Regions from separate parts of the Homo sapiens genome. Here region 1 is linked to region 2. The links are chromatin loops, found by intact Hi-C in ENCODE. Cell type or tissue: endothelial cell of umbilical vein. All regions are shown on one strand. Each heading gives the region's core, and the rest is flanking DNA. Links, peaks and the distances in the headings are about the cores only. Region 1 overlaps AREG (amphiregulin). Region 2 has its middle 60 kb from the start of AREG.

What was found. Hi-C counts contacts between places; a loop is a spot of excess contacts. Peaks named below come from ENCODE experiments on the same cell type or tissue, not always from the same donor. Only the 100,000 strongest peaks of a DNase experiment are listed, where the experiment ranks them.
Region 1: a loop joins it to region 2, with 5 times the contacts of the local background. A loop is called at or near these places in 4 of 110 quality-filtered maps.

Annotation. Positions count from the first base shown.
Region 1 is chr4:74,449,844-74,454,246 of GRCh38, reverse strand. It overlaps AREG (amphiregulin), which reads right to left. Exons shown (of 6, transcript NM_001657.4): 4 at 3,715-3,867; 5 at 1,592-1,703. The coding sequence ends at 1,610. Among named protein-coding and RNA genes, the nearest start is that of AREG, 6.9 kb to the right of the region's middle. In endothelial cell of umbilical vein, for the core only: no CTCF peak of the experiment used is centred there; a DNase peak (open chromatin) is centred at 2,756; H3K27ac peaks cover 258 bases.
Region 2 is chr4:74,502,440-74,506,842 of GRCh38, reverse strand. No RefSeq gene overlaps it. Among named protein-coding and RNA genes, the nearest start is that of AREG, 60 kb to the right of the region's middle. RefSeq lists an enhancer at 2,483-3,682. In endothelial cell of umbilical vein, for the core only: no CTCF peak of the experiment used is centred there; DNase peaks (open chromatin) are centred at 1,072, 2,432 and 3,012; H3K27ac peaks cover 2,317 bases.

The sequences.
Region 1 (4,403 bases), core at 312-4,311, 53 kb after region 2:
AATAACCAAAAATCCATCCTTATTCACACTGGTGGTCTTAGCTTTACCAAAATTAGCCAATACATTAAAAATTTTGATGTAATAAATACTGAGTTTAGCATTGGTATGAATAATTACCCATTTTATGAATTATTGAGCTAATTCTGCAATAGGCTAAAAACAAAATATCTGTACTTAACCAATGCTAAATATAGCGTTGTTCAAGTATCAGAACCATCTGGAGTGTACATTAAAAATAGAATTCTGATTCAGTAGATTTAGGGCTGGGCTTAGGAATATGCATATTCAACAAGCATCTCAAGTAATTCTTTTTTTTTTTTTTTTTTAAGATGGAGTTTCGCTCTTGTTGCCCAGGTTGGAGTGCAATGGCGCGATCTTGGCTTACTGCAACCTCTGCCTTGCAGTTCAAGCAATTCTACTGCCTCAGCCTCTCAAGTAGCTGGGACTATAGACATTCACCACCACACCCAGCTAATTTTTTGTATTTTTAGAAAATTTTGTATATTTAGAAAAGGTTTCACCATGTTGGCCAGGCTGGTCTTGCACTCCTGACCTCAGGTGATCCGCCCACCTCAGCCTCCCAAAGTGCTGGGATTACAGGCCTGAGCCACTGTGCCCAGCCCTCAAGTAACTCTTAAACCTACTGAAGTTAGACAATCAATAACTGAAATGACATCATCTTTCTTGAATGTTTAAGGAAATAAAGTTCCTTCTTCTGACAAACTTTAAGTGTGTTCTTGATTTCCTTGCCTCCCTCTTCCTCTGGGAGTTTTCTTCCCTAGCTGCTCACTTTCATTATCAACGAAATATTCCTCTTCACGCCTTTTTACCTTATACCTACAACATGCTCAGTTCTCTCTCTTTACAAGAAAATATAAGTTTTCACCAACCTATTTATCAAATTTACATCCCCCTCCCTTTCTACTTCCTTTTGTAAAAAAAGAGCATTCAACCTATTGTCTGTCTCCATGCCCTCACATTATCAGTGCAAGCACCCGCAACTGTGGCTCTCCACCATGTGAGCTCAACCTATCATCACAACTGTATCTCCCCTAACACTCATTTAGATTAAGCCATTTTTCACAAGTTTCTAAAATTATCTCTTCCATTTCTCAGTATAACCCTTTCTTTCCCTTCACAGTTTCTTGAACCAATCTCACTAGTCCTTCAACGTTCACTTCCAAGGCCACCCCGAACACATCTTTTCCTCTTCCCTAAATAAATTCTACTGGATTCTTTCTGTTTTTCACTGGAAACTTCTCATACTCCATTGGTTCCTTTCTCATGACATTTATTTTACATCCCTAGTATTCTGGTTTCTTACATTTTTTTCCTATCTACTAAACAATAACTTCTTTGAGAACTGGACCAGTGTCTCTTATATTTATATCCCTAATAATACTTATTAAACACGTAGTCTATTCTCAACATTGAATTCCATCTTATACTCAAAGAATAATACTTTAACATAGCCATTGTTCATAGTGTATATATAATTAAGAACACATTCCATATTTTTCTTGAGATTATATAGTGTTAAATTTTTCAAAATTATAGGATATGATCTAAAGATATATTTTAAAACTCAAACCTGTAATTTTATCTTCAGTTATGCTATAGCATGTACATTTCCATTCTCTTGTCGAAGTTTCTTTCGTTCCTCAGCTTCTCCTTCATATTTCCTGACGTATTGTCTTCTAAGCCTTCAGAGAACAAGGCATTCTAATGTTATCAAGGTTCTATTCATCTATATGTTTGATTGGGGTTTTTATGAGTAGAGGGGGTTCCACTTCATGAGTAGTGATAGACCAGCAATCACTATACTTGACACTAAACCTAAACCTGGCTATAAAATATTACCAATTTCTAAGGGGGTATTTATGTTGACTGTATATAAATCCATTTCCAGAGGGCTTATATTTAAATGTGTCTTGATATACCAATTCTGAGAAGGTATGAAACACATCCATATGTCTTGTTTTTGCAGAACTTAGTACAGCTGCCATGCACAATTGGAGAAGATGATGGTATAGTTTTGCCATAGGAGAACTCTATACTTGCACAAATTAAATGATTAAATATTTTTGAAACAGGCTTACAAAACAAGTTGAGCTTTATTTATTTCTAGGTATAAAATATATCCTTCTAGTTTAATTTACTGCTGCTTTCCACTTTAAAAACTCAATTATTTAAAAACTTCTTGTTGTTGTATAAAAACCCCCTGTTGTTAGGAGGTCTTTAACCCACCACAAAACATTATCATTAAAATCATAAAAAGTTTTCTTTTATTGTAATAGTTGAGGGAAAAACTCACCTCAATTATGAAAACAAACCCAGCAACTTTTGCTTAGGTTTAGTGTTTGTTTTATGTTTCAAACACAAGGAGAATATGGGAGACACGGGGAAAAAAGCCACTGCTTAATTTTAAGAGTGCTAACATTAACAAAATCTATCCATTCTTTCCCAAAAAATGATTAAATATTTCAAGTCAAATAATTACAAGTTTAATTATTACAAAACATCTTCCTTAACTAGCGATTGTTTTGTTCTATCCTTTAAAATAATAATGGTTTGTCTGAGAGTATGTCTCCTAAACACCTTTGCATATCTGCCTTGAGGTACTAGAAAACCAGGACAAATTCTAGTGTGTGCAAAATAAATTTAAGCTACATATCAAACTTGATATGCATGATGAAACAATTTTTATGTGTCATGTTATGATGATCTCATCTAAATTTAAAATAATTGTCAACAATGGCAGAAGATAACCCCTTGTTTCCTGAATGGTAGTCGTGGTAGATCATGTACACAAGTGGATAGCTGTTAAAGTTATTTACCAAGACCTAAAATTAGAAGAATGAGTCCCTTGCTTTTCCCAAGCTCTAGTAGCACATGAGTCATCACAGAGCCATTCATGTCCTCCCCCAACTTCCCTTATTCAGTGACTTCTGTTTGACAGACAATGCCATTTTGATGCACCCATCAGTGCCTACTACCTGGGACAGTCTAGTCCTAACATTTACTGGCCATGAAGTGAAGTGTGTGATCTGTTATTATGAGCACAGGGAAGATACGCTGGAGTGAAACAGTAATAGAATTGTCCTTGCTTGCTATGCCATGTCTTATGATGGAAATTTATTTTTAATAATTGAGTTCTCATATTCGATAGTAACAAAATAAGCATAAGCTCTAAGTAAATTAGTACCATGTTATAATATTCCTAACTCAGAATTTTGCATTCTAATATGAGCAGAAAACATATCTATTCTTTACTGCTGATGATTTGTAGTTCTTTGTCGTTTTTAGTATCAAAGCAGTATGTCTGATACTACGAACCTCCTATAAACAGGTCTTAATTAGCTCCTGAGGCTTGATGAAGCATAGGATTTCACAGTAGATATAAATATTTTCTGAGATTCTAAAGTAACCATGAGTAGAAAAATAACATGAAATAAAACCTTCAATTACTTAAGTTCAAAAAATTTCTAGATCTTCTATAAAAGGGCTTTACATGTTAAATTTCAATGGTGGCCACAAGTCATAAACATTGACCACTTTCTGTGATATTTGTCAATAAAATATAAAAATATAAACCAAAGATCAAGTGACAATATAATAATTCATCTAAAATACCAGAGTAGAGTATGAGAGAAATACTGAAAAAATTAACCTCCCATTATTTTATTAAGAATTTGTAAGTTATGTCATACTTACTGGACTGTAATAACAGCAACAGCTGTGAGGATCACAGCAGACATAAAGGCAGCTATGGCTGCTAATGCAATTTTTGATAAACTACTGTCAATCATGCTGTGAGTTTTCATGGACTTTTCCCCACACCGTTCACCGAAATATTCTTGCTGACATCTGCAAGCAATTCACATTTAAAAATTATAATCACAAAAACGTGCGGTGTGTTTTAAGCTTATTCTCCAGATCATAAAGAACCATTTAATTCCAACATTAAAAAAGTTATGCCATATACTCGTATTTTAAATAATGAGACACAGAATGCATTCTAACTAAGGATCTATTAGTATAAGAACAAGTTGAGATTAGTTTGGGTGTGATAGTTCAAGAAGACACGCCTTGTCATTCTTTGTGTTTCTTTTATGACCAACTGATGAGTTCAGTGATTTGTTATGCAGTTGATACATTCCAATATTATTTAATGTGCTAGCTGCTTGTGGGAGGTAAGCGGGGAGGAGGTTAAAACAATGTGAAAGATTATGCAAAAATTACCTTTAGGTCCTTTTTTAAAGGAGTTTTTAAAAAATGCATACACACACACATACATATATATATAGAAAGAAAGAGAGAGAGAGAGAGAGAGAGAGAGAGCAAGCAGGAGCATGCACAAAAAATAATGGTTTATACCAGGGGTCAGGAAACTACAGCCCATG
Region 2 (4,403 bases), core at 94-4,093:
TCAAACGTATATTTGGTCTTTTCACATAGTCCCATATGTCTTGGAGGATTTGTTTGTTTCTTTTCACTCTTTTTTCTCTAATCTTGTCTTCTTGCTTTGTTTCATTAATTTGATCTTCAATCACTGATATCCTTTCTTCCACTTGATTGAATCAGCTATTGATGCTTGTGTATGTGTCACGAAGTTCTTGTGCCATGGTTTTCAGCTCCATGAGGTAATTTAAGGTCTTCTCTACACTGTTTATTCTAGTTAGCCATTCATCTAACCTTCTTTCAAGGTTTTTATCTTCTTTATGTTGGTTTAGAACATGCTTCTTTAGCTCAGAGAAGTTTGTTATTACTGACCTTCTGAAGCCTACTTCTGTCACCTTGTCAAACTCATTCTCCGTCCAGTTTTGTTCCCTTGCTGGTGAGGAGCTGTGATCCCTTGGAGGAGAAGAAGTGCTCTGTTTTTTGGAATTTTCAGCTTTTCTGCTCTGGTTTCTCCTCATCTTTGTGGTTTTATCTACCTTTGGTCTTTGATGTTGGTGACCTAGAGATGGGGTTTTGGTGTGGATGTCCTTTTTATTGATATCGATTCTATTCCTTTCTGTTTGTTAGTTTTCCTTCTAACAGTCAGACCCCTCAGCTGCAGGTCTGTTGAAGTTTGCTGGAGGTCCACTCCAGACCCTGTTTGCCTGGGTATCACCAGCAGAGGCTGCAGAACAGCAAATATTGCTGCCTGATCCTTCGTCTGGAAGTTTTGTCCCAGAGGGACACCTGCCTGTTTGAGGTGTCTGTTGACTCCTATTGGAGAGGTGATTCCCAGTCAGGCTACACGGGGTTCAGGGACCTGCTTGAGGAGGCAGTCTGTCTGTTTTTGGAGCTCAAATGCCATGCTGAGAGAACCACTGCTCTCTTCAGAGCTGTCAGACAGGGACATTTAAGTCTGTAGAAGCTGTCTGCTGTCCTTTTTTCTACTATGCCCTGCCCCTACAAGTGCCTCTATAGAGGCAGTAAGCCTTACTGAGTTGTGGTGAGCTCTGCCAAGTTTGTGCTTCCTGGCCTCTTTGTTTACACTGTGAGCTACTGAAGCGTCAGCAATGGCGGATGCCCCTCCCCCTGTCAAGCTGCAGCCTCGCAGGTTGATTTCAGACTGCTGTGCTAGCAGTGAGCAAGGCTTCATGGGCATGGGACCTGCCGAGTCAGGCACAGGAGGGTATCTCCTGGTCTGCTTGTTGCTAAGACTGTGGGAAAGTGCAGTATTTGGTCAGGAGTGTACCATTTCTCCAGGTACAGTCTGTCATGGCTTCTCTTGGATAGGAAAGGGAAATCCCCTGATCCCTTGCACTTCCTGGGTGAGATGATGCCCCACCCTGCTTCAGCTCACTCTTTGTGGGCTGCACCCACTGTCCAGCCAGTCCCAATGAGATGAACCAGGTACTTCAGTTGGAAATGCAGAAATCACCCATCTTCTGCGATGATCTTGCTGGGAGCTGCAGACCAGAGCTCTTCCTATTTGGCCATCTTGGAAGCGACCCCTCTATTTTGAGTTTTTAAAGAAAACCCCATACTGTTTTTCAAAATGGCTGTACTAATTTACATTCCCACCAACAGTACGCGACAGTTCCCTTTTCTTTTTATCCCCACCAACATTTGTCTTTCTCTTTTTGACAAGAGCCATTCCTACGGGTATGAGGTGATATCCCATTGTGACTTTAATTTATGTTTCCCTGGTGATTAGTGATGTTGAGCATTTTTCCATATACCTGTTGGGCATCTGTATATCTTCTTTGGAGAAATGTCTATTCAGGTCTTATGCCCATGTTTAAATGGGATTTTTTTTTCTTGCTATCAAGTTGCTTTATTTTTAATTATTATGGTCACATAATAGTTGTACATGTTTTGGAGGTACATGTGAAATTCTGACCCAAACATACAATACATAATGATCAAATCGGGGTAACTGGGATATTCATCACATCAAGCATTTAACATTTCTTTGTGTTACGAACATTCCAATTCCACTCTTATTTATTTTGAAATATACAATAAATTATTGTTAACAATAGTCAGCCCATTGTGTCACTGAAAGAATATTAACCCCTTACTAGATGTGTGGTTTACAAATATTTTCTTCCATTCTATAAGTGGTCTCTTCACTCTGAAGTGGGTGTGTGTGTGTATATATGTGTTTGTGTGTGTGTATGTATGTGTGTTCTGTGCAGAAGTTTTTAGTTTGATATAATCCCATTTGTCTATTTTGCTTTTGTTGCCTGTGCTTTTGAGATCATATCCAAAAAACTTTGCCCAGACCAATGCCATTGAAGTTTTCCCCTATGTTCTTCAATATGCATTTTTCAAGCGGATGAATAAAGTAAAAAAAAAAAACCTATGGAAATTATGTGCTGTGTTTTCAGCATTATAATTACCACAGAGTTAAATATTTTGGTTGGCCCTGAGCCATCTACCAGACAATGTCCTTTCTGCTTCTCAGAAGTTGCAATTTAAGGTGGAATTCTAAAGCTGAGAGACAAGTTACATATCAGGACTAGTGGTTTAGTTCAGATCAAAAAGTATGTATTGAGCATAAACTATGTGTTAGGCACTATTTTAATTTCTGGAGTACAAAAGCAAATAAAAATATGATCTGTGCTCTTTAGAAACTTACAATCTAAAGGCAGATGAGCACACAGTAAATTTAAAGTTACTATGGCAACTATAACAAAAGGCATTTATATTAGTTAACTTAGCAGGGTCATTTAACAGAGGGAAAGCTACCTAGTACAGAGGGCAACTAAAATTTGTCTAGAATTATGAAAGAAAATTATTCAAATGAGAAAAAATAAAGGTGTAGGGAACTGCATGCAAAGGTGCATATAGCTAGAAAGGTGTGGCATTTCTGATAAAATAGAGGTCATTTAGTTCTATCACTACATGCAGTAAGAGTTGGACACTGCAGGAAGTGGGACTAGAAAGGCAGAAGTGCCTCCATCAAAGAAGTGAATGCGTCATTTCCCATGGCTCATTGTAACTACTCTCTGTGTGTCATGACTAACAATGTAATGACAAGCATAAAGAGTGTTATTCTTTCAGGATTGGTAGGGAAAAGAGGAAATGGACCTTGGTCAGCATCCCTGGAGAAGTCTTCCTACACACCATCTCAGGTCCTGATGCAATGAATTATCTCATATCTTCCCCAAAGTACCATCTCATTCAGTGAAAAGCTGAGTCGTTGGAGTGGGGTTGCCTTCATGACCCCAGACAAGCAGATCCACCAGTATGTAATTCCAGCTTGAGAGAGCTGCAGGCATATAACTCCAATCCATGAAAGCTGAGGCATGTCTCACAGCTGTGGGGAAGAGCCTCCCAAACCCATGGGGGCCCAACCTTGCACAGAAAAGCTGCAGGAACAGAACTTCCACTCAGTGGGTCCAGAACGTGAGACCTCTGTCCCAATGAGTATAGAGGGTAGAGTATTGGATCAAAGAAGATTATTCTGAAGCCTCAAGATTTAATGTTGCATGTGCTGTTGGATTTTAGACCTGCCTGGGAGATGTCATTTCTTTCTTTCTTTTTTTCATGTCTCTCCCTTTTGGATGGGAATTTCTGTCCTATGCCCTGTCCCACAGTTGTATTTTGGAAGCACATAACATGTTTGAATTCACAGGTTCAGAGCTGGGGAGCTATTTGCCTTAGGATGAATTCTATCTTGAATATTACCCATATCAGATTTAGATGATATTTATATGAGACTTTAAATTTTTGAGTTGATGCTGGTGTCACTTAAAACTGTCGGGGCTATTGGGATAAAATAAATCTCTCTCACACGTGAAAATAAAATGAACTTTGGGGTTCCAGGGGTAGAAGGCTATAGTCGGGATATTTTTGTACCCCCAAAATTCATATGTTGAAATCCCAACCCCCAAAGTGATGGTATTAGGAGGTGGTGCTTTTGGGAGGTGATTAGGTTATAAATGGCAGAGTCCTCATGAATGGAATTAGTGTCCTTATAAAAGAGGCCCAAGATAGATTCCTCACCTCTTACATCATGCGAGGACAGAATAAAGAGCATCATCTATGAACCCAGAATTTGGTGATCTCACCAGACACCAAATTTGCTAGCATCTTAATCTTGGACTTCTCAGCCTTGAGAACTGCAGAAATACATTTCTGTAATTTATAAATAACCCAGTTTATGGTATTTTGCTATAGCACCCTGAATGGACTAAGACAGTTATGAATAAGATAAAACCCACCACTTTTTACTGAAATAAAATTTTTCACTTGGTTTGGATATGATGATGGTTGTTTCTGTCAGGTTTTGACTAACCATACTTAATCTTCAGGTAAAGCTGGGGTGGAGCAGAGGTTTTGGTTAATAGTTCTTCTAACACTTTAAAAACTCCTGTCAGGAAGCATATC